5 separate regions of the Mus musculus genome follow, and all the other regions are linked to region 1. Evidence: chromatin loops called from intact Hi-C (ENCODE). Cell type or tissue: heart. All regions are shown on one strand. Each heading gives the region's core, and the rest is flanking DNA. Links, peaks and the distances in the headings are about the cores only. Region 1 holds the start of Cox20 (cytochrome c oxidase assembly protein 20). Region 2 holds the start of Efcab2 (EF-hand calcium binding domain 2). Region 3 has its middle 22 kb from the start of Gm24919. Region 4 overlaps Ahctf1 (AT hook containing transcription factor 1). Region 5 holds the start of Desi2 (desumoylating isopeptidase 2).

Region 1 (6,477 bases), core at 557-5,556:
GATTAACCTCTAGCATGAAGTGACCAGTCTTCCAAGGACATGTCACTCAGCACTGGCTCAGAGATGGGGGTCAAAACATTTTTCACACTCTGTTCATGCAAGTCTTAGACATCTGGTGGTTTGTGACTGTAATGTAATCCCAGCAATCAGGAAACCACAGCAAGAAGAACCACAACTACATTGCTGTGAATTGGAGGTCAGTCTGAGCTTGAGGATGCAAGACTACACATAACTTATATGACAGAGCATGTGCGAAAAGAAGCCATTCTCTATTTGTACCCCAGCCCTGGAAGCACAGATGTTTTCTGCAATGCCACTCAATGCTTCTAGAGGATGACTGCATAAGAGATGAAACGTAACACTGGTGGGGAATGGAGTAAAAGACATGTTAGGTTCGGTTAAAGATAGGGTAGAGCTGCACTCCCCTTAGCTCAAGGATCTGCCTGAACGTGTGTAACCTGGCTTTCATTAAAGTAAAATTGTTCTTTCACTGATGACTTGCTTCTCTTGTTTTTAATCATACACCCAATCAATCATTGTGGGCTGTTCTCATCATCAAACTCTCAAATAAGAAACTACAGGTCTACTGGGGAGTTCACACCATCTCTGGAAATTACTCCTATGCCAACTAGCATCCAGTACATGATGAACATGGAGACATTCTGGTAGCGTTAGTGAAACCAGTTGTACCTATGTACCTACCACCTGTATTCTTGCCTAGTTCAGATAGCTTAAAATTGGGTTTCTTGTGAGAGATTCCTTGCTTATCCTATCACCTACATGGTGGTTTCATAACTCCAGTTCAAGAGAAAACTAGGATTCAAGTTGACTGTCCATCCTTTTCCATTAAGTGTGTCATTGCAAAAGGAGACCTGGTTGGCATTAAATCTTTCAAGCTTCCTGTGGCAAGCTCATCAGTGGTCCTAAAAGCCAGTTTTGTATTGTACTCAACCAGTCTCCCCCCCCAAAGGACTGCTTTGTAATCCTTTCATTTGAAAGGATTTTAAATTTGAAAGGATTTTAAATTCTGTAAGTTATATCTGTGGGTGTCTGACTTGGGCTGCCACAAGAGCTCCAGAGACTTGAACAGAGGTGGTAAATAAGCACCTTTACCTTCTGAGGATTGCGCTTGCTTCCACATCTTAAGTCCTAATACTACCATTTTTCTGTTGCCTTGCAAGACTATATTAACTAGATGCTCCTGATTTTACTTGAGTACCCACACGCTCATGGCCACTGTTTAGGCAAAGATACACTTAGATTCCATCTCACCGGGAATCTTGAGAAAACATTTACAGTAATTGGCTTGCTGTTCCACTGGCCTGGGGATTTGGCAGTAGCAACGTTCCAGTAGCAGTGTCCCCTCCTTTTACGGATTTAACATTTGTGACCTGTTATCAGCTGAATACCATTTATTCGACTCCCTGTTTGTGAGACTATTCATCTGCTTATTTGGTCTTAGTCGGTTTTGCAAACCGACCAAAGTATCAAAGTATTTTCAAGTAGTTTCTCTTGCTTCCAAAATCTTTTCTGAGACAGGTTTTAGGTTTACTTTGTAGCCCTGGCTATCCTGGAACTCACTGCCTCCTAAGTGCCTGGTTAAAAGGTGTGCCCATCCCAAGCCTTCATGGCTTTATTTTTCAGAGCAGAGTCTTTTTGTCAAACCCACTGTTCAATTTCAGCAAGTCTAGATGAGCTATGAAGCAAACACTACATTTGACCTTACTTGTGCTAGCAAGTTTTCATTTGATAGGTAGTGTTTTAGTTGTTTAACAAAAGACATCTTTAGACACTTGACCATGGCTTAATTAGTCTCCACTTGGGACACCTTCCTGTAGCCATTCTATCAGGCCTAGCAGTTCATGGCCAAACTGCAGTTTTATCCCGGCTGGCTTAAATGGATGAAATTCGACTGTCCCGTTACCCCAGTAGGATGTCGGCTTCATGCAGAGTGGAGATTTCGTCTTTTTTAATAAGAGGTCAAACTGCAGTTCTCACATTGAACTAACAAATCTATACCTTACCTGTGAGTGTGCGCTCCTGTGTTGTGCAAGGAAAAGGACTGATTCACTTGCTGGCCCAGAACTCACCCCTGCCTCAGCCCTCAAAGTGGAGATTACTGGCATGCACCATCACGCCCAGCTCTCCAGAGTTTTCATTTCCCCTTTATTAGCCCTTTCTACCAAATCCAATGCTAGTTTTGGATTAGTCTCCGTTTTCTGACCCTGCAGGCCTGCTCTTCACTAGTTTAACTGGCAATTTAGATATATCCGGGATATGAGGACTAGATCGCTGATATACCTCGCGGCTATGGGATGGGTCTAGGAAACCGGGTCGCGGCCTGCGCACTGCACACCTCCCCCCACCCCCCCTTGCCCCATGGCGAACATTACCTTTTTCTCCGTCTCGTGGGGCTCCGGGGCGGCCGCCATGGGCACCAGTCCTCTCCATCGCCCCGCCCAGGCCCGCGACGGGAGCAACACGGGCTCCGCCCACCCCATCCCCGCGCGGCGGCGGCCATCTTAGGGAGCGTTCCTGGGGCTGTCCGGAAGCCCGCCCTGGCACACTCCTTTGTTCCATGGAACCGGCCACACTGTTTTCCAACCCGCAACCGACCATGAGGAACGCGAGTGGTGGCAACCTAGAGAAGCGCCACCGGTTCCTGTCTCGCAGGCAGGGTGGCCCGAGTCAAGGAGCACCGAGAAACTCGCTTCCCTCAGCCCCTCCTCCGCCTTAACCGCCATTTCAACCGTTGTGCGCGTCCCCGTGCTGGGCGCTGAGGGCGGAGCCGGGGCCGCGCGTCGCGCGCCGCTTTGTCCTCTTAGAGGGCGGGAGTCCGGGTTTGACGGCCCCCGCACTGCCGGAAGTCGCCTGGCGCTGTTTCCGCGGGCCTCGTTCCCAGCTTGTCCTTTGTCCTAGCTTTGGTGACCTTGACAACCTCCCGCACCCCCGCCTCGGTCCCTCGCGGCGGCCTTCCAGCGCCCGCCAGGCCCACGCCCCTCCCCCTCCGGCCCGCAGATTTAGGTTAAAAATAGCGCGCCGCTCGCGTGGAGGAGACTCAGGACAAAATGGAGGCGGCCGCTACCTAGGGGGCATGCGTCAGGCGGCAAGTGCCTTCCTTCGGGAGGGAGGCCGTGGGTGACGCGACGGTGACATAGCGGGTAGAAACCCAGACCGTGGGTCGTTTGGGTCCAAGTGTCAGCCAGTTCAGCAGGCGATGGCGACTCCGTTTTCGGGTTAATGTCCTGGCCCCGGCCTTTTGCCTTTCTTTGTTTACCTATTTCCCGATTTGGCCTCTTCCGTTCCAAACGGCCCTTCCCCGGAAAATGTCCCGGCCTGTCATTGTGCAGAGTCATGCCGCCTTTCATGTAACGTGCTGCACGCTACTTGCCCGTCAGTGTTAGCTGGGAGGGTCTCATCTTAATTACCATGCGGACTGCTTACTGTCTTATTCTTCATGCTCATTAACTGCTTTTCGCCAATCCCAGGGGGTAAAAGTGATTTATATTTCTCTTTATGCGTAGTAAGTTGTTTTTTGTTTTTAAGGAAGCTGAACAGTTACAAAGTGTATAATGCTCTAATATTACTAGGACTAGAAAAGGAACTGTTATCTTGACAGTTTGGGATACTCTACTGAAATTCTTGGCTAGCCAGGCTTTGAATTTTTGTCTGGAAGGTAATATTTAAGGTTGTAATATTCCATAAAGGAGAGAGGAATTCTTTTGCATTCCTAATTGCGGTATAAAGGACGTAACGGGAAAAATACCGAGGAAATGGCGTTACCGTTTTACTTGTGACTGAGACGTTGCTAGAGTATACTGAGTTGGAGTCCATTTCACTTGTTTGAAAAATGTCATGGATTCGATAAAGTTTCTTAATTTAACGAAAATAGAATATTTTTCAGTTTTGTCTTTTAACAGTTAATAATGAAAAGTAACAAGCTCACCCTTCTCCTTCTCCCTGAAGGTGTGGATGAAAGAAAACGACTTTGAAGAGAATAGAGTTTATTCTGTAGTAAAATGTAAATGATCATGACCCAAGGACAGGATTCAAACTGCCCCCAAACCATATTCAACATAAAAGTGTTACAGTCTTATGAGTTTTATATGGTAACAAAAGAGATAAGACACTTCAGTTTATGGAATGTCTCTGGCTATTGGCCTTAGATTTCATCTGATGACATTCTCAGTCTTTGGGATTGGTGGAAGTTAGTGTTCTGTTTATACATTCCAGAAGGACAGTCACAAGGATAGATGCTAAGCTATACATAGAAGTGGGCAATGAATGGCTATTAAGGAGGCCAAGGATAGCCTAAGATAATTTAGCTCCAGGCTTGCAGCATTCCAGGTCTCTCCTGTCACAGTAGAATCAGCCTTGTAGAATTTTTAACTAAGGATTGGGGTGAGTGGTTGTGTGGTTTCCCCCTCATAGGAACTATAGTTAACAAAGGAGTTAACTGTTGTGTTCTTCCAATCTGTTTTCCTTCTCTTAATTAAAATTATTATGCAAATACATTTTGGAGTCATTTAAAATAACATTAGATGCAGATGTGTTGGCTCTGACCTAAAAGCCCAGCATTCTGGTTGAAAGAGTAGGTTTCTTGTGACTTCAAGGCCAGCTACAAAGTGAGGCTCTGTCTCACAAAAAACTGATAATAACAATGGAGGGTTTGAAGGTATAGCTCAGTGGGTAAAGAGTACCCAAGGCCTTGTTTTTGATTTGATACCCAGAACTGTTAATATATGCACAAAAAAATTTTAAAACCTACCAGAATACATGGATACATGGAGTAAAAACTAAAGCCTCCAATCTCCTATAAACATCTTTTTTACATTAACCTGATATGACCGAAGTGGGCCTGCTGCACCAGCGGCACTGTTTTCTACCTTTGGTTATTCTTGACCTGTGTGTGTGTGTCTGTAAGCACCTGGAGGTCTACTCCCTTCAATGGCTGCACAGTGTCCCCTTAAGCTTTTTGCTGCTGAATGACGTTTCTTTAGAAAGCTGCACATTTTTCTACTAATCCAAACCCAAAAAAACGTCAGCAAACATCTTTGAGCACACGCTAAAGATTTTCTGTAGAACACATTTCAAGATGAGGAAGCTGGCTCAAAAGCCTTGGACACGTTGTTAGGTCCTGCTGTTGTCCTCTCAAAAATGTTGCCCTTGTGATTCCCATGAATAAGCATGAGAGTGACTTTCCTCACTGATTTTTAGAATCACCTTTTGTAATGTTTGATAGTTTCTGGATCTGATGGAAGAATTTAAACTTCCCTATTACCAGAATAATTGAGTACTCTTTCAAGTGCTACTTTGTGCTTTAATCTTTTTATTACCTTTAAGTGTGTGGGTGTGTTCTACAGTTTAGGTGTGGAGATGAGAAGATAACTTGCAAGGGCCCTTCTGTCCTGTTATAGGGTATCTGAAGAGAACAGCCCAAGACCTGAATAACTTGAATGGAGTCTTTATTTAACCTTGGGCAGGACTGCTCCAAGCGAATTATTGGGAAGTATTGTGGAACTCCAGTTGGCTTGATTTTTTTTTTTTAATTTTTTTTTTTTTTTTTTTTTGGTTTTTTGAGACAGGGTTTCTTAGTGTAGCCCTGGCTGTCCTGGAACTCACTCTGTAGAGCAGGCTGGCCTTGAACTCAGAAATCCGCCTGTCTCTGCCTCCCAAGTGCTGGGATTAAAGGCGTGTGCTACCACTGCCTGGCGTGATTTTTATTTTTATTTATTATTTTTTTAAAGATTTATTTATTTATTATATGTAAGTACACTGTGACACTCCAGAAGAGGGAGTCAGATCTCATTACGGATGGTTGTGAGCCACCATGTGGTTGCTGGGATTTGAACTCCAGAGCTTCGGAAGAGCAGTCAGGTGCTCTTACCCACTGAGCCATCTCACCAGCCCCATGATTTTTATTTTTTAAGGGGGAAAAAATGCAATTGTGACATATACAGAAATCGAGTATTGCTTACAGAAGTAGAGAGGTAACAGTTTATGGTCAGGCAGGTAACATTTAGCTCACAGCCCCATTATACAGGAATTTGGGACTAGTCCAGAGACCAGTTTTATCCAAGATAATTTAGCACTTAAAAGTATTCTTAAGAATATTTTGTCCCTTTTCCCTTTCTGCCACGCCATGCCATCCAGACTGAGGAAGACCCGGAAACTCCAGGGTCACGTGAGCTGTGGCCATGTGAGCATAGGTAAGCACCGCTGCAAGCACCCAGGAGGCTGTGGGGAGGCTGGAGGCATGCATCACCACAGGATCAACTTGACAAATATCATCCAGGTTACTTTGGGAAAGTTGGTATGAGGCACCAGAGCTCCTGCCCAACTGTCAACCTAGATAAATTGTGGACGTTGGTCAGCGAGCAGATGCGGGTCAATGTAGCAAAAAATAAGACTGGAGCTGCTCCCATCATTGATGTTCGATCAAGTTACTACAAAGTTCTGGGCTCGGATAGCTCCCCA
Region 2 (6,477 bases), core at 557-5,556, 88 kb before region 1:
CGCTGGACAGTGTGCCTTGAGGATCTTATCTTGGCCCTGGCTCCCTATTGCTCCTCTTGGCTTCTTGTTTTCCATTTCTTCCTCTCTTATCTCCCTTACTGATAACCTCCCCTTTGGGGAGGACAAAGACAATGCCTTCTTCATCTCGCTATTCACTAAAGTTCTGCCCTGATGTAAGGGCTAAAGTTAAGCTTTAAACCCCACTCGCCCAAGGACAGATAACTCCCAGGAATGCAGAGGGCTGTTGTTTTTGTCAGATAATGAATCCCTGTTCCCCTTCAATAAACAAAGTTTGTTGTCCCAACTGCACAGGATGTGCTTGGTCACATCCAGGCAGGAGACGCACAGGCAGGAAGGAAGTCAGGATGTATGCTTGCCCCAGTGAACCAAGGTGGAAAGTAAGGAGTTTCATGAGCCTGGCCTAACAGGCACCTGAAGGATGGAATTCATCACCATTTCTGTAAGAATCCCACATAGGGACATGGCCAGTGTCCATCTTCCTGGCCAGTATTTAATAAAGCTTACTTCAGTTGGACAACCATGGATTCCATCTTCCTCATCACAATTTTCAGGTTTAACATTCACCAGACTACTTTCCATGAAGCAAGCATTAAATATATAAGAAATTGAATATATGAAATCCAGCTTTCAACAGCCATTACTTCCACAGTTAGTTGCAGACTGAACTGTTTTTTCTCCTAAACTTACACTAAACATTAAAATATGTTTTGGAAACTAAAGAAACAGAAATTCTGTCTGTCTCTGTCTCTCTCAAGCAGGGATAACAACTGTAAAAATCAGGCTGGGTGTGGTGGCACACAGTTTTAGTCACAGCACTCACTCAGATGCAGACAGGTGCATCTCTGGGAGTTCCAGACCAATCAAAGCTACAAGGTGAGATCCTAAGTGTTGTGTGTGTGTGTGTGTGTGTGTGTGTGTATAATTTTACATTGTAAAAACTTGCAGTATACTCCAATGCTACCCTAAATAAGTCTTTAACTTAAAAAGAAAAGGAGGGGTCTGGAGAGATGGATATTTGTTCCCACTGTGTTAATAACACCTATTGTGTCTCTAGTTGTGGTGTGTTTCAGCTTTAGCATATGCATTTATCCAAGAGTTCTCTGCTTGAATATTATAAACAAAATTAAATAAAGTCAACCATAAGTTAAGAGGTGGAACAAGCAACCAATTGACAGAGAGTAAACATAGGATTATTTAAAAAAAAAAAAAAAAAAAAAAAAACAATGTCTGGGACACTGGCTGAGGAGCAGGGTCAGCTGGGTGCTTTCTCTGCTTCTCTGAGCTAGCAAACTTTCACCACAGATTCTGGCTCCCGGGTTTTCATTGGTAAAACCAAATGATTTAGATTTTGTTTAAAAAACAAAACAAAACAAAAAAAAAACCCAAAAAACAAAAAAACAGATGGCTCAGAGGTTAGAAGCACTACCTGCTCTTCCAGAGAATCCTGGATCAATTCCCAGAACACACATGGCAGCTCACAACCATCTGCAACTCCAGTTCTGGGGGATCCGACACCCTCACAAGGACATACACAAAGGCAATACACCAATACACATAAGGTAAATTAATTTAAAAAATAATTCATCCCCTAATGATTTTCTCCTTTACTTTTTTTGAGGGGGGTAATAAAAGTATAACTAAAAAAAAAAAAATACTTTCTGGGGAAGCTTTTTTTTTTTTTTTACCTAAAACTTTTTTTTTTTTTTTTTTTTGAGACAGGGTTTCTCTGTGTAGCCCTTGTTGTCCTGGAACTTACTTTGTAGGACCAGGCTGGCCTCGAACTCAGAAATCTGCCTGCCTCTGCCTCCCAAGTGCTGGGATTAAAGGTGTGCACCACCACCCCCGACTCACCTAAAACATTTTTTATACAACATATTTTGATCATATTCTTTCCCTTCCCCCAACACCTCACCGACACTCCCTGCCCTCTAACTTCATATTCTTTGTAAAAACAACAACAAAAAAGTAGAATAAAACCTTCCATTTCTAAAATAGCACCACAAAAATCTTGATACCTTAGTAGAGTTAAAACTCTATACTACAATGCCGACTTCTGAGATTAATTTTACCATCTATAAATCACAGGTCATCAATAAGATCTCTAGCTGCCAGGAGTGGTGGCGCACGCCTTTAATCCCAGCACTCCGGAGGCAGAAGCAGGCGGATTTCTGAGTTCGAGGCCAGCCAGGTCTACAAAGTGAGTTCCAGGACAGCCAAAACCAAAAAAAAAAAAAAAAAAAAAATCTAGGGTCTCAAGTTTCCCTGCTGGGTTCCTGTAATCACCATGACAATGGACTAAACAACTCGTGTAAATATTAGTTGTTAACCTAACTACTGTGTTCCAAACCAGAGGGTGGGGGTGGGGGTGGGGGAATACAAGAGGGAGGGGAGAGAGTCAGCAAAGATGGAGTGTTACTTTCACTTTTTTTGCAATGTTTGCCATTTACTATTTTAGGGCTTGCTTGACTATTTATTTAGCGGTGATGTTGTCAATTTATCACGTAATGGCTGTTGAGTCACAGATCCGATTTTAAGTCATTCGGCTGGGTTAGCAACAATTCAAAAGGTCTTGCAGTTCAACATGAAACATTAGTTTTTCGGGTCCCCTGAGGCCTCTCGGGTACCCGGCCGGTCTGGGCGGCCCGACAAGTCCCGGCTGGGTTTTCTTTAAAGTGATTAAAGTGCGTGTTCCTTATGCAAGGCTCTAGCGCGACCCGGGCCGCTAGGGCCCAGTCTGACCTGGAGGCTGCGCTCCGCCTGGCGGAGGAGGAGGCAAAATGGAGGCGGCTGGGGCCGGGTTGGGCCGGGCTGGGCGGGGTTTCGGCACAGCCGCAGAGGATCCCGCCAGGTTCTAGTCGCAGCTCCAGTCCTCCATGAGGCCGCCCTCCGGGTTACCCACAGCCCACCCAGACCGCGGCTGGCGCCCTCACGGGGAGGGGAGGTGCCAGGGACAAGGACGCCATTATGAACCTCCCCGGCGGGGGCTACAACAGCCCGCGCAGACCTCTCGAGGGGACGGGAGGGCGGACGGTGGGGACGCGGGCTGGCGCCGCTTTTCAGCCCACTGTCGCCACGCCGAGGGGCTCAAGATGTTGGCCGGGGGGCGCTTCCTCAGGCGCAGAGGCGACGTCGTGGCACCCCAGGCAGGGTCCTACCTGTCCCTTCCGCGTCCCTTTCCTCCGCCATCTTGGTGCGGAGCCGGTCGCCCGGGAGACATCCAGCACGAACCCTGCGGGACCCCGCGGGCGGAGAAAGCCCCTGGATGCACGGTGGCCCCCCGATCCCCGCCCCCACCAGAACCGAGGCCCGCGTTCTTTGGGCCTAGGGGCGTCATTTATTAACAAGGCTCCGGAACCCGCCTGGGCCTGATTGTGACTGTCAAGGACGTAGTGTGCCTTGCTTATTTCTTTATTCATTTCTTTAATTACTTATTTTATTCAGCTTTTTTTTTTCCCGGCCGTCTCAGGTGCGCCCCAGAACCGGGCGCAGACCTGGCGGCCCCTTACACGGTCCCTCCCCGAAAAGCGTCCGCCCACCCCAACCCCACCCGAGCCAGGCCTTGTGGCTCTCTGGCGTCACCCTCTCCTGAGCGGAGCCACTCTGCCAGTCACGGAACTGGAGCGAAAACGGACATGGGCCAGTGCAGGAGGAAGCCCAGCCTTTCCCCGGGATCGCAGAGAGAGAGAGAGAGAGAGAGAGAGAGAGAGAGAGAGAGAGAGAGAGAGAGGACTTGCTGTAGAAAAACATGTGCAAAATAGGCGCAAACACTGCGTCGCCAAGGCTGCAATTTCTGATACAAAATAGTGTTCTCATAGCAACAAATAAATTGACGGTCTGTTCTCAGGGATACACACATTTTGTATGTTGATGGTGCAATTTGGCATGACCTTCCGATGAGAATTTTGAGTACTGAGAAACTTGGCTATCGCGTGTTTTGTTATTTGATGGATAAGCTCAGAATACTAAGATTCTCCCTTAAATGAAACCCCCCCAAAACAAACAAACAAACAAACAAACAAAAAAAACCCAACAGTTTTGAAATGTCTAACAATGTGACTCAAATTAATATCTAGTTTTAATCTTTAATGATAATTTCATGGTATATGTGTACTTATTTAAATATTTTTGTAAAAGTAACTAAATGTAGAGGCCTTTGTTTTGTCTTGATTTTTCTTTAATATAGTTATTTATTCACTTTACATCTCAGTATTTTATTTTTTATTATTAGTTTTTATTCATCGAAGTTCTGTAATCTCAGTGAATGAACCCTCAAAGCAGGCCAACTGTACTCTTCATTAAAATATTTTTTTCTATAGGCAATAAAGATTTGATGAAGTGTCTAACTACAATTTGAATAATCAGAAAATGGTGCATATCAAGCAAATTTCCCCAGCACTCAGGAGGCAGAGGCAGGCAGATTTCTGAGTTCGAGGCCAGCCTGGTCTACAGAGTGAGTTCCAGGACAGCCAGGGCTACACAGAGAAACCCTGTCTCAAAAAAACAAAAACAAAAACAAAAACAAAACAATAAAACAAAAAGAAAGAGAAAGAAAGAAAGGAAAAGAAAGAAAAGAAAGACTTCCAAGATGAACTCAAGCATACAGTAAATTAATCACCCCAAAATATGGAAGAGTAATTTATATTAATATTTTATTTATTTTATATTAATATTTTATTTATTTTATATTAATATTTACATTCTGTGTGTTCCCCTTACTCTCCCTGAAGATGAAGGACTTTGTAGCAAGTATGGGAAGGAAGAGAACTGTCCCTTCCTGATGGAAGGTGACCCTGAGCATTGCCTGCCCCTTATCTTTACCTCCTCTTCAATGGTCCCATAGGCAAAGTTTTCAAAATGTTTATAGTGCTTTTATTTTATTTACTTGTTTCTACCACATACATTTCCAGCCAGTAACGTTGTTCTATACACTGGGACATTCTGACTGGAATTGTGTGTGAGAGATGTGTGTGTGTGTGTGCGTGTGTGCGCACGCACCTGTAGCTTGTAGTTTGTGTCTTTGCTTTAGTGTTTTGTATGAGGAAGGATTCTCTTTAGGTGCTCAGACTGGTCTTAAATTCCTGGGCTCAAGTGATGCTTCTGTTCAGCCTTCATGAGTTTCTAGAACTTCAGGTGCACACACTGACATCTAATCTGAAATAATATAGGTCTTAAAAATGAAAACAAGCTAGTGTTCTCAATGACTTTTCCAAGCCACTCAGATTCAATGAACTTACTGTAAGACAGATTTTCCTCTTGCTTTATATTTTTGTATCAATAAAAGTATTGGCAGCACATGGTAAAAAAATGGAATCCTTACATAAGCATTTGTTCATAGACCTAGTTAACATTTAAAAGTTAAGCAAATTTCTCTGTAACTCCCCTCCTAACATTTTGTACATTCTACTAAACTAATAAAGTATTTCATTTTAGTTATTCTAAATCATATTAGTTTGTACTCCTTTGAGTTCTTCTTGAAAATTTAAAACAATACCATCAAATCAGGTGAGGAAGTTGGGAGATGGAGGCAGGAGGATCAGGAGTTCAAGGTCACCCTCATACAGCAGTGAGTTCAAGGTCAGCATGATGATGGAGATTTTACTCAACTGTAAAAGGTACATGCTTACCATTCATAAAAGCCTAGGTCCAATCCCCAGCACCAATAAAAAGAAACTACAACCAAAAGGCTTGGACCTTAGGTAGTTAATACACTGTTGATCTAGGTTTAGCATTCACACCTATAGTCACAGCATTGGGAGGCTGGGATGAAGATTTCTGAAAGTTCAAGGTCTGCCTGCGCAATAGTCTAAGACCCTATAACAAAAAGCCAAATTAAAAAAAAAAAAATACTGCAGGGCAGGTAGTAAAAAAGAAAGAAAGACCAGGCAGTGGTGGTGCATGCCTTTAATTCCAGCACTTGAGAGGCAGAGGCAGGCAGATTTTTGAGTTCAAGGCCAGCCTGCTCTACAGAGTGAGTTCCAGGACAGCCAAGGCTACACAGAAAAACCCTATCTCAAAAAAACAAAAAAACAAAAAAACTACTCCCTCTCCAACTTTGAAGACAAGAGACACAACTTACCCATATTTACAGTACCTAGCCTCACTGGAGCCTATTTTAAGTATTTAATTTTCCAACTTGGTTAATGTACGCTTATTTTTTTTTCAAATCTACTTTTAATATGGATTCTTAAATACTTTAACCTCCCTTCTAGCCCACCACCCATCAGAGGTAGTGGGAAAGAAAGGTTATTAGGATACGGGGAAGTGGACCTAAACAGAATTGTTCTTTGGAGCAAATCTCAGCTGCGTTGTCAGGAAATCAGCAGTTCGGTTCTCAGGAGTCAGCAGTTGTAGCTCTATCCACTCGAGAACACTTCACAGATACACCGGCAGTAAACCAGCAGTGACGGCACTGCCTAGCAGACATAGCCAGGCCTCCTCCAAATTGGCAACGGGAGT
Region 3 (6,477 bases), core at 880-5,879, 50 kb before region 1:
GTATGCATATGTATCACTGAAGGTCCAATGCAGTGTGGTAGGCCTCACCCTGTACTACTGAACTACAAACCTTAACTTCACAAGGAATTTCTAAAATTAATTTTCAGATGTCTTTATTTTATGTGAATGAGTGTTGTGTTTAGCCTGCCTGTACATATGTGCACCACATGTGTGCCTGGTCCCCTCAGAGGTCAGAAGAAGACACTGAAACCCCTGGAACTGTAGTTGTAGGTGGTTGAGCTTCTATTTGGGTGCTCCAATCAAACCTAGGTCAACTGAGAGAGAGAGCAGCCAGCGCTTCAAACAGCTAAGCCATCTCCCAAGCCCCAGGAATATTTTTTAATTTATTACAGCATATTAACATACCTAAAGTAAAATTATGGTTATTGTTTAATACCATTAATGAAGTAGCAGTTGTCAAATTTCCTTGATATTTCTTGTAAGTTAGTTTTTCTTACATTATTTTTTATATGGATGTAAATGTGTATGGGGATGTATATGCCATGGTACATGCATGCACAGCTCAGAAGACAACTTTGTTTGTTTGTTTTTTGGTTTGTTTGTTTGTTTGTTTGTTTTATGAGACAGGGTTTCTCTGTGTAGCCCTGGCTGTCCTAGAACTCACTTTGTAGACCAGGCTGGCCTCAAACTCAGAAATCCGCCTGCCTCTGCCTCCCAAGTGCTGGGATTAAAGGCGTGTGCCACCACGCCTGTCTGAAGACAACTTCTTTTTTTTTTTTTAATTATTATTTATTTATTATATGTAAGTATACTGTAGCTGTCTTCAGACACTCCAGAAGAGGGCGTCAGATCTCATTACAGATGGTTGTGAGCCACCATGTGGTTGCTGGGATTTGAACTCCAGACCTTTGGAAGAGCAGTCGGGTGCTCTTACCCACTGAGCCATCTCACCAGCCCTGAAGACAACTTCTTAAAGTTGGGTTTCTTTCACTATAGGATCCAAGGATTGAACTCAGATTGACAGATTTGTGCAGCAAGTACTTTTATCCTCTGAGCTGTAGCACTTGCCGAACGAGTGAAGTACCAGCACCATAAAAAAACAAAACCAAATCCATTAATTAATAAAAAAGAAAAGAAAAATGATGGTCCAAACCAGATCTAGACAGCACAGTCATGTGATGTCTCTCTGGATTCTTTGTTGTTGTTGCTGTTGTTTAAGGGGATGGTGTTTTGAGACAAGGTTTCTCTGTCTAATGGTCCTGGCTTTCCTGGAACTCACGGTCTCTCTTGTTTCTTATATTCTGTAGGTTTCATGTCCTTTTTCCTCTTTGAACTTTATTGTTGAAGAACCCAAGTGGGCCCCGCCCACCCACCCTGTTAAGTTTCCTACCTTTTAAATTGTGTTACTTGCTTTCCCCTGATTGCTGAATTGTATTGTGGAGACTTAGGCTGTAGCCAAAAACTGTAACACCATGCATGACCCAAAAGCAAGTTGGGGAGGAAAGGGCTTATTTGACTTACACTTCCAGATCCCAGTCCATTATTGGAGGGAGGCAGGACAGGAACTCAAGCAGGGCAGGAAACTGAAGGCAGGAGCTGATTCAGAGGCCATGGAGGAAATGTTTCTTACTGGCTTGCTTCCTCTGGCTTGCTCAGCCTGCTTTCTTATAGAACCCAGGACTACCAGCCCAGGGATAGGTCCACCCACAATGGGCCCTCCCCTACTAATCACCAATTGAGAAAATAAATGCCTTACAGCTGGATCTCATGGAGGTGTTTCCTCAACTGAGGCTCCTTTCTCTCTGATGACTCTAGCTTGTGTCAAATTGACACACAAAACCAGCCAGTACAGGAAGGCATCCTGAGCATCAAATGTATGAATAAAATAACAGCTGCAGCATATTGAGACATAGCAATTATGGTGATTTTCATAAGCATTCAGAAAAAGATCCCTTGGTCACCTCTGGAGGATGTGGAGATACAACTTTTCATTCCAAAAATAAAGAGTCGAGCATCAATCCAGTGTGTCCTGGATGCACTGTAACTCTGGGCAACTAAATAACTCACCAGGAAAGAGCCTGCTCCTTAGAGAAGAGGAATTCAACTGCTAATGAAATAAAACCTCCAGCAAGGACTGTCAACGGTAGCTACATTCACAATTAAGATGATGGACAACGTTATAAAGGACTATTCCAGGTGGACAACACCTGAAGCCATTGATCACCTTGATATCATGGGAGGAAAGATAGTATAGGCTCTTCCTTTGATGCGCTAGGAAGTCTGCGCTGAATCAGCATCCCCAGCCAGTAAAGGAACATGACAATCAAGTGTGAGGATCTTACTTCAATTCCTGAGATCAGAGTGATGGAGGGTGTGAACAGACTTCTACACGTTGTACTCTGACTTCCAGACCCCAAAAAGTAAATATAGTAAGAACTTTAGATAAACCAAGATCTAAGCCTCCATATGTAAATAACAGTTTCAAAATTGTTGGTGCCTCTCCCTCAAACAATTAAATAAAACGGTCGTTAGAAATCAACGGGCATGTGTCAACCCAGGCACATCTTAACAGTGAGAATGACCCATAATCCCGTTAAGTAAACCCAGGCCTTCCCCCTCACTGTGCTAAGCGGTGGAGGAGGGGTAAGGAGCAGCAACTGCCGGGCAGAGAGGCATGTGTACTTTGGGACGCATCCATCCGGGTTATTTCCCTTATAGACCTTTTACCCTGTCCTTCCGGCTGCAGAGCACAGTCCTCCAGGCACAACATGCTTAGGTAAGCTTCCCATTATTGAGTTACTTCCCCCGCCCCCGACTCCCGACACTATTAATTGTTGGGTTTTTTTCTCCACTCACAGTTCCTGACACTTTATTTTTCTTTTACTTCATTCATCCATCCACTGTGTTGCTGGGGATCCCTGAGCTATGCCCCCATGCCCTATCCTCATCTAGAAGGTAAACCTGTCTTCTGTACATGACCTGGCTTTCCAAAACGGCAAGCATCTGTCGCGGAAGCAAGCGTCACGAGTCCCTCCCGTGCGGCAAGCCGGGTGGAGGTGGCTGTGCCTGGCCACCGCGCGCACGTGACGCGATGTGGACGCGCGCCCAGAGCGGCGCGCTGGGCCCCCGCGCATTTGTCAAGTGGGTTGGTGCCTGGCCCCGCCTGCCGCTCTGGGCTCGCAGTTCCCAGGAAGTGCAATGTGCGCACCGCCTGTCTCACGATTCCCCCGGGCCTGTGCGTATTTATAGTCCTAGCCCTGAAAGCCTAGGCCTCCTAGGCTTGCTCCTGACTTCCCTCCAGGATCCTGTTCCATGTCCCCCCAAAAAGACCACGCGGATCCACAAAGCACTTGAACAGACAATTGCACGCACTCCTAAATGCCCATCTCAGAGATTACACACCAGTCCATAGGGCCTAGCATATTGAATCAATCAGTACTGCTGTTCCACTTAAGAACACTACCGTGCATACACTATTACTGGGGAGGGAGGTGGGCATGCCACAGGAGTTTTGGAGGTCAGAGAAAAGCCTTTGAAGTCGATTTGCTCCTTCTACTGTGTAGGGCCTAGGGATCGAACTCAGCATTAGACTTGGCACAAGCACCTTTGCCCTATGAGCACCAGGAAGATTTCAAAACATGGTGGATTCTTTTATCTTTCTCTCTTTCTTTTCCAATGCATGAAAGGCCTAATAGTGCTCTTAAAATAATTTTGAAAAAAAAAATTATTTGATTCCTAAGAATAAAATTCACATCGTTTTCTGCTCTTTGGGTTACTAACACAGCCGGACAAATTGGTAAGAAAAGATGAATCTACAGTGTGTCCTGACCTTGGCCGTCACTTTTGTCATTCTCATGGAAATCCGGAGTCACTGTTCCCTCTGAGTGATGAAATAAAAACAAAGTTCTGAGATTCCCCGGATTTGCCCTTTTCTGTTTTCTTTTTTAAGGGGCTAGTGTTGGAGACACCGGGAACAATCTTAGATTTCTCAGCTTTACCAGATAAATCCAAAGGGTACTTAGCTGTGCAGGATGAAAGCTGACAGACCCCTCTCCTTGTTTACCTTCGGCTCAGAGGAGAATAATTATTCCAGAGTGACATTTAATACAGACCCGTGGTCACTGATACTGCAACCGAAAGCTTCCCCAGCAAAGTCCAACAGCATTATCTAACTTTTAAGTCCCAACTGAAGGGCAGAGCTTGGACATTCTGGTAAATAAAAGACCTGTAGGTAATCTCTTGAACAGGGGGGCACAATGGAGATGATGGGGGGGGCATTTGGAGAATGGGGGAGACTGTAGGGCAGTTGGCCAAACGGCAAAGCAAAGAGAACCTTGTATATGCAGTCAGCATGAGCTCTCTAGGCCCTGGAACATCCAAACAACAGACTATCTGTGAACAATAGTCCTTACATATGTGCAGCCTAGTGCAATCTAAACTCCTGGGAATGGCTTCTATGTTGCTATCTCTAAGCAAAGAAAAGACTGGGATGAAGTGAAAAGACAGAATTCCTTTTGTTATGTTGTATCAGCAATTATCTCTGTCTTTGTAAGTTGCCTTACCCAACAGCTTTTTTTTAGAAGTTCCCCCATGGCCACTACACCAACCCCCCCCCCCCCCCCCCCCCCCCCCGTTTGCTGCTTTGCTAGTAGTGCTAACCAAGATATTATTAAATACTTCAAAATGTTCATTATCTTGTTGTTTTTTAAAACTTGACTTGATGCCAGGCAGTGGTGGTCCATGCCTTAAATCCCAGCACTTGCGGAGGCAGAGGTAGGTGGATCTCTGTGAGTTCAAAGCCAGCCTGGTCTATAGAGTGAGTTCCAGGACAACAAGGGCTACACAAAGGGCTACACAAAGAAATCCTGTCTAGAAAACAAAACAAAACAAAAATCAAAATACAAAACCCCTTGTTTTAACAACCATGGTGTGATAATGTTAGGGCTTTGCTTCAAGCCAATATAATGATCCTTGAAATTCAAGCTAATATTTTAGAAGCAACTGTTGCTAAGAAATTTTTCCTAGAAAATTTAAATTATGGGGTTGGATCAGTTCTGCAAGCATGGGGACTGAGTTCAGATCTCCAGCACCTATTAATATACAGGCATGGTAGTTCGTGCCTGCAACCCCAGTGCAGGACAGTGAGTTCCTTGGGGCTAGACAGACAGACAGACAGCCTAGCCATCAGTGTCCTCCAGCTTCAGCTGGAGTCCCATCTCAGAAAATAAGATGGAGCTGAATGTGGCTTTGTAATCCTTTAATCCCTCTACTCAGGAAGCAGGGGTAGAGGCAGATACCTCTGAGTTCAAGACTAGCCTGGTCTATCTAGTGAGCCAGCCAGAGCTGCACAGTGAGAACCTGTTTCAAAGAAAGAAAGCTGGAAAAGCCACAAAGGAAGACACCTAACCTCTACATTTGCTCGCGCGCGCGCACACACACACACACACACACACACACCACACACGCACACATGTGCGTGCACACGCACCAAATCATCATCCATTAAATACTGGCTATGGTTCCCAGGTCGTTTGCTCTGGAACAATGAGGAGGCTGCATGCATGTCAAGCCCACACCCCGACCACTGTTTTGATTCCAGTGTCCTGATACACTGTTTCACGTGCTAGGGATTGTTTGTCCCCTGGATACATGAAAGACTCATGGCTCAACTTCATTCTTGTTATAAGCAAACAGCTAGATGAGAAATTACAGAGCAATGCTATAAAAAACCGGCATTGAGGTCCCAGCTCTGCTGTGGAGGTGGGAGGAGAGGAAAACCAAGAAAAAGGAAAGTTTCCCTACATTTCCTTAAAAAGCAGTAGTAAACCGGCACAGGATCTAAGTGTATGATCCCAGCACTTGGGAGGCAGGGGCAGAAGGAGCAACAGTTCCATCTAGAGACTGCCATATCCAGGGATCCATCCCATAATTAGCCTCCAAACGATGACACCATTGCATACACTAGCAAGCCTTTGTTGCAAGGACCGTGATATAGCTGTGTCTTGTGAGACTAGGCCGGGGCCTAGCAAACACAGAAGTGGATGCTCACAGTCAACTATTGGATGGATCACAGGGCCCCCAATGGAGGAGCTAGAGAAAGTATCCAAGGAGCTAAAGAGATCTGCAACCCTATTGGTGGAACAACATTATGAACTAACCAGTACCCCAGAGCTCTTGACTCTAGCTGCATATGTATCAAAAGATGGCCTAGTCGGCCATCACTGGAAAGAGAGGCCCATTGGTCAGGCAAACTTTATATCCCCAGTACAGGGGAACGCCAGGGCCAAAAAATGGGAATGGGTGGGTAGGGGAGTGGGGGGGGGGACGACATTTGGGATAGCATTGGAAATGTAATTGAGGAAAATACGTAATAAAAAAATTAATTAATTAATTAAAAAAAAAAAGAAAGTCAGCTTCAGCTGCGTTGTGAGTTTGAGTTCAGCATGAATGCACGAGGCTTAGTCTACAAACAAAACAAAGAACTAAAGCCCAAGATGGAGAAATACTGGGCTTCAT
Region 4 (6,477 bases), core at 974-5,973, 1.5 Mb before region 1:
ACATGGCCTTTAATCTTGGCAAAGGCAGGCACATCTCTGTGAGCTGGAGGCCAGCCTTGTCCACATAGTAAGTTCCAGGACAGTCAGAGTTGCACAATGAGACCCTGACTTAAAAGGGGGGAGTAGGTAAAACTCTTTTTGTTTATTGAGCAGAAAATTCTGTTTTGATTAAGAATTAATATTCAGTCTTTTGAGGCAAGGCATGTTCTAGGACAGCCAGGTCTACTTAGAGTGACCTTATCTCAACAAAACTTAAAACAAAAAAAAACTATTCTTAAGAATTTACATGAGAATGCAGAAATCGATTTGCTGGCCTTTAGGGCATTCCAGTTTATACTCCAGCTACTAATGTATGAATGCTACCGTGTTTTAGAAAACTTTTACAATACTTATTGGTGATTATTTCTGAGACCATAAATCTAGCTTGGTATATACATTTTATATATATATAACTTTATAGCCTTCAGAGCGATTTGCTCTCTAAAAGCATTTGTGTGGGAAAACTTTTAGCATGGGAATATTTCATTTTAGAACACTCTTAGAATAGTGTTAAAGTTTCTGCATGTTTTATGTTGCAGGGATTAGAATACTGCGAAGAAAGATATACACTGGATCTAGCAGGTGGCACGTTCCCCTTAAGGGGACAAACTAGTAATACCAAATTGTTGGGATGCCAGAGTATAGAGAGATTTCCATCTCATGGAGACAGAGAAGAAAGTATGAGAGAAGGTTGGTTAAAAGTACTCTTAACTCTGTTGTGTGATGGCTTAAGATTTATGTCAGATTTCTGGAATTAATATTTCTGACAGTTGAAAATTAAGGTCCTGTGTATGTCATTTATTCAGGCTTTTAGGTCTTGTTGCTCTCTGGATGACTATACAGAACTGAAGAACTTGATTGCATCAGCTAGTGAAAGACCCTGTGTTTGAATCAAGTTCAACACAAAGATGGTCTCCATTTTAATAAGTGTAATTTGTCTTTGGATATTTTTCTGTTTTTTGGGTTTTTTTTTTTCTGTTATTTTGTTTTCCTTTTTGAACCATGCTGTGTTCCCCCAAACCCCACCCCGTGTCTTTTTCTTTCCTTTCAGAGTAAAGATCCCAGGGATAGATAAGTTCAGCATTGATTTGTTTTCCCTTCCTTTCTTTAGTGGTAACCTTTGACGGTTTTGCATTTCTGAGTCCTGCTTCTTCTATAGATGGAAAGTTCATTTATCCCAGAGATGCCCTGTGTCGAAGTTCCCACTTTTAACCTTGTGGTTCTGTTTTCACATCTAGAATTTAACATGCCATCCCTCTTCTTATTCTCTGTCCATGGCTTCCTTTTCCAGTTGCCATTAGTGATATCTGAGGTTTTTACTTTTCTCTTCCTGCCGAGGCCCCTTCTGGTGCCATTCCACTGCCGTGGTCTAGGTATTTGCATTTGTTTCCGCCTTTGCCATGTGGCTAGATCTGCCTTTCTCAACTCAGTTCCTCTAAAGGATTAAACCACAGACGTCCATTGTAGGTATTAGATTAGCTGCTGGTGCTAGCTGTCTACTGTCTTTGGGGAAATATTTGTTGAAATCACTTTCTAGTCTTATTGTCTCAAAGGTCTAAAGTATTACCTGGAAACTAGTAAAGGGAGAACCTTCTGATGAGAACTTCTCACCAGGAATGTCAGGGTGTAAGTGAGACTCAAGTGACAGAAATGGTTTTCATAAGTCTACTGAAATGTGAATTAAATGTTACTGTCATTTGGTTGTGGTTATGTTTAGGTTCTTTATTCTGTTTTTGAAAAATAGCTGGGTTTTTTGTTTTGTTTTTTCTTTCTTGCAGCTCTGTCTCCCGATACCAGCGTTTCTGTCTTTACCTGGCAAGTGAATATATATGGACAGGGAAAGCCTTCTGTGTATTTAGGGCTATTTGACATAAATCGTTGGTATCATGCACAAATGCCCGATTCTTTAAGGTATGATTACTATGTTTTCTCACCCCCTCTCCCTCAGATATTGTTATGTATAGCTGATAGTGTCTCAGTGCTTTAAAACTTTTTCTTCTAGATCAGGAGAATCTCTGCATAATTGCTCTTATTTTGCGTTGTGGTCATTGGATTCGGTTGTAAGTAGGACTTCTCCACATCACATCTTGGACATACTAGTACATGAGAGGAGTTTAAACCGAGGGGTTCCTCCTTCCTACCCACCTCCAGAGCAATTTTTTAACCCAAGTACTTTTAATTTTGGTAAGTATTTTCATAAATTTTTGAGAAAAATAATGTGTAAATGTAGTATGTCAGCTGTATGTTTCATATCTCACTATCATTTATAACTTACATAACTTCTGATACGTATTTATGTACACAAGAAATAGAGTATGTTTATAAATTTTGAGTTTTTTAGAAAATGTCAGTTAATATATTAGTAATAAAGTTTGTCACTATCTCAAAAGGAATTTATAATTGCTGGGCAGTGGTGGCACAAACCTTCAGTCCTAGCACTTAGAGGCAGAGGCAGGCAGAATTCTAAGTTTGAGGACAGCCTAGTCTATATACCAAGTTCCAGGGCAGCCAAGGCTACACAGAGAAACCTTATCTTGATAATTATTCTTGTCCAATGTGCTTGGTACATACCTTTAATCCCAGCAGAGGCAGGAGAATCTCTGAGAGTCTAAGGCAGCCAGGGGTGCACAGTAAGACCCTGCTTTGTTGTGGTTGTTTTTAAAGAGGGGACAGATTTATTCAATATAAAATTTTAATTACCTACAGTAAACATTTAATTCAAAATTTAAAATCTTTTTCTTTTTAAGATGCCACTTGTTTGTTAGACTCTGGAGTTATCCATGTAACTTGTGCTGGATTTCAGAAGGAGGTACGTATGCATTAACAACTTGCTGAGTGTGTGTTAGAGCTGAAGCTACATATTAGAATACAGGTGATTCATGTATTGAAATGTTCCTGGTATTTGTATAAACTAATTCATCTCTAAATAGTAGCTCCTGCTAGATTTTCGAGTTTAGCATCTTAATAACTTCAGTTTTAATGAGAGCTTGCTAGAAGTCATATAAATGTTTTTAGCAGCTTTGTGTGGGTGCCATCTTCTACAGGAACTCAAAGAAATGGTGACTAGGTTCGTGCCTCATTGCATCTTCTGGGTGCTTATTTTAGAGATGGGAAGGGGCGGGGTCTCACAGTATAACAGTGGCTGTTTGCAGTTTAGAGATCTGCTCAGGCCCCTAACTGCTGCAGTTAGACTGCCCCACAACTGCGGCCTGCCCTTTTGTGTCGTGGCCTTGTAGGGCTTCCTTTTTTTTTTTTTTTTTTTTTTTTTTTTTTTGGTTTTTTGAGACAGGGTTTGTCTGTAGCCCTGGCTGTCTTGGAACTCACTTTGTAGACCAGGCTGTCCTCGAACTCAGAAATCTGCCTGCCTCTGCCTCCCAAGTGCTGGAATTAAAGGCATGTGCCACTATGCCTGGCCGTAGGGCTTCTTCTTGTTTCTTTTGAGAAATAATACAAAATTGACAGAAGAATGATGTAAGAATAGTTTGTGATGTGAAGACCTTTTAGTTGGCAATCAGCCACACACATAGTTGCTGTGGTTGTCCTAAGTGAAAATCTCTCACTAAACACAGACATGTTTGTCTGCAACTTCTGAAAATACTGCTGTTGTGTCTTATTGATGTCATTGCATTCAGGAATCTCTAAGCCCCCTAACTTGATCATGCAGTTTAGTCAGGCTTTCAGTATTTCCATAGATGTATTTAAGTTGATGTTGGCTGATGTTGGACTAATTTTTCTATTACAGACTTTGACATTTTTAAAGAAATCAGGACCAACTCTTAATGAAGTCATTCCTGATAGTTATAATCGATGTCTTGTTGCTGGTCTCCTCTCACCAAGACTTATTGATATTCAGCCTTCCAGTTTAAGTCAAGTGAGACATTTAACTTTTTTCTTTCTTTTGAATTTTTTTTTGGGGGGAGGGAATCTGTAACCTCATGTTCCAGGATCAGTAGCCATGGCCTTGAAATTTGGCTTCCACATCCTCTAACCTTAGCTAAAGAGATGCTCAGTGGTTAAGAACACTGGTTGCTCTTGCAGAGGACCAAGGCTCAGTTCCATAGTACCTCACAACCATCTTTACTTCCAGTTCCAAGGGATCTGATACCCTCTTTTGACTGCTTAGGCACCAGATGTATTTATCTTATACATCCATGCCAGTAAAACACCTTTTTAAAAAGTCACAAGTGGAGCTGGGCTCAGCAATGCAAGCATATATATAATCCTAGTTACCGAGCTAGCAAGATCAAAGTTGGTCTGGCCACAAAGTAATTTGTACAAGGCTTGCTTGTATAGTTTCATGAGACTTTATCTTAAAATAAAAAGGACTGACTGAGATTATATAGCTCAGTGTGAGTGCTTGTGTCCTAGGCTCCAGTACTGCTAAAGAAAGTACAAACTGCGAGAGTTTCCTTAGCTGACGAGTTAAGCTTCATTGGCCATGGCATACAAGTCTTCTGTGGGTGTTGGGGTTTCCCACTTCTTACAATGCTGGGTATTGCGTTGGTTTTCTTCCTGCTCTGGTCAGGTGGCCTCCACCTTGTGACCCTCCTGTCTTACTCTCCTTAGTGCTGTAACTTTACAGATGTGCTCTGTTGTCTCTCTGGCTACAGCCAAATGAGCCTCAGAACTATTTCCCCACCTATACTGCCTCTGATTTCAGAGTGTCTTTCTTTTTTTTTTTTTTTAAACATGGTTTAGGAAGAACAATTAGAAGCTATATTGTCAGCAGCAATTCAGACAAGTTCCTTGGGACTTTTGACTGGTTACATCAGAACGTGGATAATAGAAGGTAACAGTTTCACTTTGTAAAAATAGAATATTTTGGGTGGGTAGGGGAGTAGGGGGGGAGGGTATGGGGGACTTTTGGGATAGCATTAGAAATGTAATTGAGGAAAATACGTAATAAAAAATATTTTTAAAAAATAGAATATTCATATTCTTAAAATTACAGTTCATGGTTTTACATTTTAGTTAACCTTTATGCATGAGATTGTTTTAAATTCACGTAAAGTTGTAGGGTGGAGTAAAAAGTGAATCTGTGATGCTCTGTACCAGCTTCACCCCAGTGTGAATATTTATTCATTCTTTACATGAACATGCACATACTCTGCCCATGTAATGTTGAAAGAACATGATGATCATTTGAAAGAAAGCTTCCTGTTTCTTAATCATTTCAATTTTATTTCAAAACAAAAGATAATCACTTATTTTTTTTAAAAAAAGTTGTGATTACAAACAAAGGTTAATACTGAGTACTAACCAGTGTTGCAGAAATGTTTTTTATAGCTTAGTGGGATTTAGAGGAATACAGCATTTTTGTATTTTGAGTTGTTTTAAGACAGGCTTTCTCTGTAGCCCTGGCTGTCCTGGCACTCTCTCTGTAGACCAAGTTGGCCTTAAACTCAAGAGATTTGAATGCCTCTGTCTTCCAATTGCTGGGATTAAAGGCATGTGCCATTATGCCTACCATGATTTGGGGTCTTTTAAATATTCCTTAATATGGTAAAATTTCTTAAGTCAAAATTTAAAAACTGTAGGCCTTTTTTGTTGTTGGTTTGGACTGTTTTGGGTTTTTGTTGTTTTTTTTTTTAAGATTGCTTTCCAGTTTGTATATATTGCTCTCCCTCATAACTGCTCCCTGCGCCCTCTTCACCCTCCTTCCAGTTTTGCACCTATGGCACTGCTCCTATGAAGAGGTGCACAGGATCCATTTGGTAGAAGTTAATGTTAAATTCATGAACTTGGCCTTCCTATCTGGCTCCTCCTACAAAGTTAGTAACTTCCATTTCGAAGTTAGTAATCATTCTTTTTCTTCTTTTTCCTTTCTTTCAATACAAATAAGAACAACCAAATTCTGCTGCTAATCTACGATTTGTTCTTGAGTGGACATGGAATAAAGTGGTTCTCACAAAAGAAGAGTTTGATAGGCTTTGTAAGTATGAAGTCTGGATTCAGGATAAGCTTTTTTTTTTTTTTTTTTTTTTTTTAATTTATTTATTATATGTAAGTACACTGTAGCTGTCCTCAGACACTCCAGAAGAGGGAGTCAGATCTCGTTAAGGATGGTTGTGAGCCACCATGTGGTTGCTGGGATTTGAACTCCTGACCTTCGGAAGAGCAGTCGGGTGCTCTTACCCACTGAGCCATCTCACCAGCTCTCAGGATAAGCTTTAATAGTTAATCTTGATGTTGTAATCCCAGGTAGAACATTTGTTTGAGACAAGGTTAGGTGTCGGTAATCTCAGCAGTTGTGAAGCTCACTAGGTCAGTGGTTCTTAACCTGTGGGGAGCAATCCCCAGGGACAGCTGACCTCTTCACGGGAGTCACATATCAGATATTTATATTACGATTCATAACAGCACAATTACAATTATGAAGTAGCAACAAAAACAGTTTCATGGTTGGAGGCGAGTCACCACAGCATGAGGAACCATTGC
Region 5 (6,477 bases), core at 751-5,750, 130 kb after region 1:
GGATGCCTCTTCACCCTGGTGGCTCGAGGTCGCAGAAAGACTACCGTTCCCAGAAAGCAGAGGGAGAACCCGCGATTCCTATTGGGCGTGTAAGCAGTCTGACTACATATCCCAGCATTCACCAGGATATTGTAGGCACTCACGTCTCCCTGGGAGACTACAGTTCCCAGAAAGTCCTGCGAAGAGTTTGTCAGGGGAACCTTCGCTGTTCGTCCTTGGCGAGCAGAGACTCCATTTGCCTTTTAGTTTTCAGTGCTGTTTCTGGTGTTTGTAGCGTGAGATGTGAATCCAACGCAATGTGAAGAAGTGATGACTAAGTTTTCCAAAGCCCTTCTGCTTTTTTTTTAATTTTTGAAAATATAGAAGTGAGGCAATAAAGGGAGGAAGGTTACCCTTGTAAAAGTAGGATGTAAGAAAGTCTCCTTTAACCCTCAAAACGGAATTCACATTTCGTGAATGACAGAAAGCTAGTCAAATATAAGAGAGCCAAGAATTCCAATTAGAGGAGACAAAAGTACATAGACATAAGACATGTTTTTTGTACTTAAGGAACAAAATAAAAGTTCTCTGTGGCTAGAATATAATGAGCAAAGAGGTGATCTGTGGACAGGCAGTTAACTGGTCAGAAGACATCCTGAGTTTTCAGTTAGCTGAGATTGAATATCTATTTTACATTTTAGATTTATCAATTGTGTGTGTGTTTGTGTGTCTCTGTGTGTGAAAGAGTGAAAGAGACTGAGAAAGACAGAAGACAGAGACAAAGACAGCAAGGGGTGCAGGTGACCAAAGAGGACAGAGGGCAGGGATGCTCTGCAACCGAAGTTATAGGCTGCTGTAAGTTGCTTGACCTGAGTGTTGGGAACCAAACTGAGATCCTCTGCAGAGCAACAAGTACTTTTAGTGGGCAAGCCATCTCTCCAAACTCTGAGGTTGGATTTTAAATGAAGAGTTGGTAGGGTTTGAGCCAAGGAACGACATGAATATGTACATAAGTCTCTTAAAAGATTGCTTGAGAGCTAGAGAGAAAGCTCAATGCTTAAGAGTACTGGCTGCTCTTCCAGAGGTCCTGAGTTCAATTTCCAGCAAACACATGGTGGCTTACAACCATCTATATTTGGGATCAGATGCCCTCCTCTGATATGTCTGAAGACAGATATGATGTACTCAGATAAATAAATAACTTTAAAAAATTAAAAATTGCTTGAGTTTCTGTGTGAAATTTTAATGAGGCAAGGGAAATAGAAACATGACCATTAACGTGGTAAATTGTAAAAGTGGCTTCTCAAATTATATATGACCTTTGATGCCTCTCTCTACTGTCTTTAGCAAGCTTTGGCTTGATTTGGTCAATGGGTTATTAACAGATATAATGCAAGAGATTTAAAAGGCACTTTGGATTTGTGGCTTGGTTTCTTCCTCATCTTGGGAGTCTAGTGACCAGCCTTATATTAAAAAGTGTGGACATTAAATTTGTTGGGGGAGTTAGGGGTAGTCTCAAAAATAGGTCCTGGATGTTTGACAAATTTGGGTAGATAGTATGTTATTCATAATATATCAAACATTTGAGGGAGAAGCAGGTTAGAAAGGGAAATGAAATTACTGTTAGGTCATGTTATATTTTCAGTGCCTTTTAGAGTCTCATGAGATGTTGAGTAGGCATTTGCATAAATGAAATGGAGTCACAACCATTAATCTGACTAAAATAAACATTTCAGTAGAACTTAAAGCCTAGAGACTTGTTGGGCAGTCTTTCTGTTGCTGTGATAACACCTGCTCTGACAGAAAGCAGCTTAGGGCAGAACAGGTTTAGGGGTCACAGTCTATCACAGAAGGAAGTCAGGACAGGGCAGGAACTTAAAGCAAGCACCTTGGAGGAGCAGTGCCTGCTGGCTCAATCACTGGTTTATGCTTGGCTAGCTTTTTTAAGAAACTCAAGACAACCTCTCCAGGGGATGTAACACCCAGGGTATACTGGGCCCTCTTATATCAATTAGTTAAGACAATACCCACAGGCTAATTTGATAAAGGTAATCCGTTAATTGGAACTTCTTTTGCAGATGACTATAGGCTATGTGAAATTAAGGGTTGAAGCACTAGGAAATATTGAAAAAATGCAGCTGGAAAGAAATATTAAAAGGGGGAGGAGGTGGGAGGTCAGGCTAAAGAAGGCAATATGGGGAGGACAACTAACATGAATAGCCTTTGGAAAAACCATATGGAAATGTACTATTGTAAAAGCATCATAACATTATTTAACATTACTCTAACATTACACTATTGCCAAGTCTATTGGTTACTATTTTTGTTTTGTTTTGTTTTGTTTTTTGAGACAGGGTTTCTCTGTATAGCCCTGGCTGTCCTGGAACTCACTTTGGAGACCAGGCTGGCCTTGAACTCAGAAATCTGCCTGCCTCTGCCTCCCAAGTGCTGGGATTAAAGGCGTATGCCACCACCACCTGGCTTGGTTACTTTTTTTAAAAGATTTATTTTTTATGTATGTGAGTACACTGTAGCTGTACAGATGGTTGTGATCTTTCATGTGGTTGTTGGGAATTGAGTTTTAGGACCTCTGCTCACTTGTGTCAGCCCTGCTAGCTCAGGCTCTGCTTCCTTCTACCCAAAGATTTATTTATTACTATACATAAGTACACTGCAGCTGACTTCAGATGCACCAGAAGAGAGCATCAGATATCATTACAGGTGTTTGTGAGCCACCTTGTGGTTGCAATGTGGTTACTGGGATTTGAACTCAGGACCTTTGGTCAGTGCTCATATCCGCTGAGCCATCTCGCCAGCCCTATTTTCCATAGCCTTACAGAAAGGCCTTATGGCCAAAAGCACCACTTATGTCATCAAATGTCAAAAATGGATCTGGGGCTGGTGAGATGGCTCAGTGGGTAAGAGCACCCGACTGCTCTTCCGAAGGTCCGGAGTTCAAATCCCAGCAACCTCATGGTGGCTCACAACCATCTGTAACAAGATCTGACTCCCTCTTCTGGAGTGTCTGAAGACAGCTACAGTGTACTTACATATAATAAATAATTCTTTAAAAAAAATGGATCTGTTGGCCAACTAGAAGCTTCCTCCCTACTGACTCATGTTCATGGTACTGAGGTGTACTGGTCATGATACCAGAGGAGAAAGGTAACCATCAGTCTCACCTAGGTGCAATCCTGGTTGCCACAGTAGCAGCTTGGCTACAAGACACATGATGTAATGAGGCAGCAGTGGCACAAAATTACAGGGGCAACCAACCACAGTTTTCTTCTTTCTTTCTTTCTTTCTTTCTTTCTTTCTTTCTTTCTTTCTTTCTTTCTCTATCTATTTAACCTGGGTTTATGGATTGCTCTGTGAACTGGAACTCAAACCTCAAACTGTTAAAGTGGCTAAGAAGCTGCAACTCAATAGATCATGGATGGACCTAGGGGAAAACCCTACTACTATCACTTTGCAAAGGAACAAAGTAATAAAATGAGCCCTGAGGATAAACTGTTATGTCCATAGATCTGTGCTTTACTCAGCCCTAATCTCAGAAGTTTCTTCCTGCAGTAGATGGTAATTGATACCCATAAGTGAGCAACACACAAATTGACATGGACTAGCAATAGTAAAGCATAGGATGAAAGAATATTTGTGGTGGTTATCAAGAGACAGATCAATTTCTGAATGTTGTGGCTTAGGCATGTAATCCTACCAGTTGGGAGCCTGAGACAAGGGAGTTACCAGGGAGTTCAAGGCCTGCATGAGCTATGTAGTGAGTTCCAGACCAGTCTGGAATACAGTGTGAGATCCTATCTCAAAATAAATTGAGTAGAGTAATACAAATCTAAAGAGGAATCTGAGAATGTGGTTCAGTTGGTAGAGTGCTTGTCTAATGTACATAAAGCAAGTGTGTTTGATCCACAGCATTGTGTAAAACTGGGTATGGTAGCTCCCTGCCTAGCACTCGGTGTGGGGAGGAAGTAAAGGCAAGAGTATCCAGAAGTTCAGGGTCATTTTCAGCTCTCTAGTAAGTCTGAAGCCTGCTGAGGTCTCTGTGTGATCTTCTCGAAAGAGGGAGGGAGGGAGGGAGGGAGGGAGGGAGGGAGGGAGGGAGAGAGAGAGAGAGAGAGAGAGAGAGAGAGAGAGAGAGAGAAAGAGAGAGAGAGAGAGAGAACTAAGGTGTGGGAGATCCAGAAATAATTGACACACCTATTATATATATATAAATATACATTATATGTAAATATATATTTGTGTGTATATATATATACATACACACACACACACACACACATATATATATATGTATGTATTCAGTGCCATTAGATCTTGGAAGTATGTAACTTTCTTTTTAGTTTTACAGGTGTTTACAGTTAAGAGATTTCCTTAAGTCTCAGAAAACTTTGGACTTTGGATTTTCAACGTGTTGAGACTGTTGTAGACACTAAGGACTTTTGAAGTTGTACTAAATGCATTTTGCATTACGATAATTACTATAAGTCTTTTGGGGTGGGGGAGGCAAGGGAGTGAAAAGTGGTGGTTTGAAGGAAAATGGCTTCCATAGGCTTATACATTTGAATGCTTAGTCTCTAGTTGAGGATGATTAAGCTGTGGCCTTAATGGAGTTGGTGTGGCCTTGTTGAAAGAGGTGTGTCACTGGGTCGGGCTTTGAGGTTTCCAGAGACAATGCTAGGCCCATACCCAGTTTTACATCCTATGCTTTACTATTGCTAGTCCATGTCAATTTGTGTGTTGCTCACTTATGGGTATCAATTACCATCTACTGCAGGAAGAAACTTCTGAGATTAGGGCTGAGTAAAGCACAGATCTATGGACATAACAGTTTATCCTCAGGGCTCATTTTATTACTTTGTTCCTTTGCAAAGTGATAGTAGTAGGGTTTTCCCCTAGGTCCATCCATGATCTATTGAGTTGCAGCTTCTTAGCCACTTTAACAGTTTGAGGTTTGACCACCTCAAATAGTGTGATGGTTTGTGTGGGAAATGGCCTCCTACGCATTCATGATATGAATATTTGGTCCCCAGCTGGATGCACTGTGGTAGAGTGCTGTGGAGCCCGTATGAGGCTGGGTCTTACTGGAGCAAGTGGACTTCTGGAGAGCAGGTCTTAGTGACCATAACCTGGCTCTACTTCCATTTCACTTTCTGTTTCCTGACCTACTGTGATGGGAGTGGTGACACCCACACACTTCTACTGCTGGGAACAGCACCATACCTGCCTGTCATGTGGGCAGCACCTCTCAAACTCTGAGTAAAAAATGAATGTTTCCTTCCTCAGACACCTGTTGACTGGTGTTTGCTTATGCTTATAGAAAGCTCTGCCACCCCCCACCAAGGGAGTGACTGAAATGCAGACTAAGGCCTTCCAAGTTACTGGACTCCTTTCTGACCAATCCTGGGGACTATTTGGGAGGTTGCCTGTGCTCCTCTTGGCTCCCTATGGTTCATGCTCTGTTTTGATTCATCACTACTGGCTGAATTCACTGACTAACTCAGTTGAATTTGAAGCCAGTATTGAAGAATAACATCCAGTTTCACTAGTAGATCTTGAGACTGTCCATTTTCCATTTCCAAAGTACCAGCCACCCAAAGAGATAGCACAGCTTGGAATGTCAAGGGATCCCTTTTAATCTGCATGTCTTTAGTTTTGGAATGACTTTTGTTAGTGATGACCACCAACTTGTGTCTTCCCAGATGGAAAGGAAAGTGTTTGGCAAAGTCTTTGAAAATAGCAGCTCATGTTACCACTACTGTCTGTGTTTGATGGCAGTGATGGCTATAATCAACTCCTCTAGGCTAGTGGAGTTTTTGTTGTTGTTGTATTGTTTTTAGAAGCAGGGTTTCTCTTTGTAGTCTAGCCTTTGTTTGAATTCCCCATCCACTTGCTCTGTCCTGATCCTGAGAAAAGGGATTAAACCTTTTTTTAAAAAAAGTCCTACAGGGCAGTGGTGGTTCAAGCCTTTAATCCCAGCACTTAGGAGGCAGCGGTCAAGGCAGGCAGATTCCTGAGTTTGAGGCCAGCTTGGTCTACAGAGTGAGTTCAAGGACAGCAGGGCTACACAGAGAAACCCTGTCTAGAAAAAACAATAAAAAAATTAAAAATATAAAAATAAAAATAAGCCCTTTGTTTATATTCTTTTATTTTTAATTTTCTGTGTATCGGAGTGTTAGCTGTATGTACATCTGTTATCACATTCATGCAGTAAGTTAGTTCATATTGATGTTCATGGCTTGTGCTATAAGATCAAGAATCCACAAATGGGACCTCATAAAATTGCAAAACTTCTGTAAGGCAAAAGACACTGTCAATAAGATAAAAAGTGTTATTAGACGCGTTCTCACGACCGGCCAGGAAGAACACCACAGACCAGAATCTTCTGCGGCAAAACTTTATTGCTTACATCTTCAGGAGCCAGAGTGCAAAAAGCAAGAGAGAAAACGAAACCCCGTCCCTATTAAGGAGAATTTTCCTTCG

The links. Peaks named below come from ENCODE experiments on the same cell type or tissue, not always from the same donor. Only the 100,000 strongest peaks of a DNase experiment are listed, where the experiment ranks them.
Region 2: it touches region 1 in a loop (9-fold over the local background); 17 of 42 quality-filtered maps call a loop at or near these places.
Region 3: a loop joins it to region 1, with 8 times the contacts of the local background. A loop is called at or near these places in 10 of 42 quality-filtered maps.
Region 4: it touches region 1 in a loop (6-fold over the local background); 4 of 42 quality-filtered maps call a loop at or near these places.
Region 5: it touches region 1 in a loop (2.8-fold over the local background); 11 of 42 quality-filtered maps call a loop at or near these places.

The regions. Positions count from the first base shown.
Region 1 is chr1:178,315,125-178,321,601 of GRCm38, reverse strand. Cox20 (cytochrome c oxidase assembly protein 20) reads right to left here and starts at 2,449. Exons shown (of 4, transcript NM_025511.2): 1 at 2,394-2,449. The coding sequence starts at 2,432. LOC115487370 (a long non-coding RNA gene) reads left to right here and starts at 5,706. Exons shown (of 2, transcript XR_003948789.1): 1 at 5,706-6,209. It also overlaps a transcript of Hnrnpu not described here. In heart, for the core only: no CTCF peak of the experiment used is centred there; DNase peaks (open chromatin) are centred at 2,511 and 2,841; H3K4me3 peaks cover 3,954 bases; H3K27ac peaks cover 4,482 bases.
Region 2 is chr1:178,402,833-178,409,309 of GRCm38, reverse strand. Efcab2 (EF-hand calcium binding domain 2) reads right to left here and starts at 3,292. Exons shown (of 7, transcript NM_026626.3): 1 at 3,177-3,292. The coding sequence starts at 3,207. In heart, for the core only: CTCF peaks have their summits at 2,769 and 3,609; DNase peaks (open chromatin) are centred at 2,929 and 3,609; H3K4me3 peaks cover 1,782 bases; H3K27ac peaks cover 2,002 bases.
Region 3 is chr1:178,365,659-178,372,135 of GRCm38, reverse strand. No RefSeq gene overlaps it. Among named protein-coding and RNA genes, the nearest start is that of Gm24919, 22 kb to the left of the region's middle. In heart, for the core only: no CTCF peak of the experiment used is centred there; DNase peaks (open chromatin) are centred at 2,655 and 3,095; H3K4me3 peaks cover 1,471 bases; H3K27ac peaks cover 2,533 bases.
Region 4 is chr1:179,782,441-179,788,917 of GRCm38, reverse strand. Ahctf1 (AT hook containing transcription factor 1) reads left to right here. Exons shown (of 36, transcript NM_026375.2): 8 at 579-729; 9 at 1,818-1,950; 10 at 2,042-2,223; 11 at 2,787-2,848; 12 at 3,782-3,910; 13 at 4,738-4,828; 14 at 5,882-5,971. Among named protein-coding and RNA genes, the nearest start is that of Ahctf1, 18 kb to the left of the region's middle. In heart, for the core only: no CTCF peak of the experiment used is centred there; no DNase peak of the experiment used is centred there.
Region 5 is chr1:178,181,044-178,187,520 of GRCm38, reverse strand. Desi2 (desumoylating isopeptidase 2) reads right to left here and starts at 104. Exons shown (of 5, transcript NM_024282.3): 1 at 1-104. In heart, for the core only: a CTCF peak has its summit at 2,742 (motif pointing left); no DNase peak of the experiment used is centred there; H3K4me3 peaks cover 31 bases; H3K27ac peaks cover 34 bases.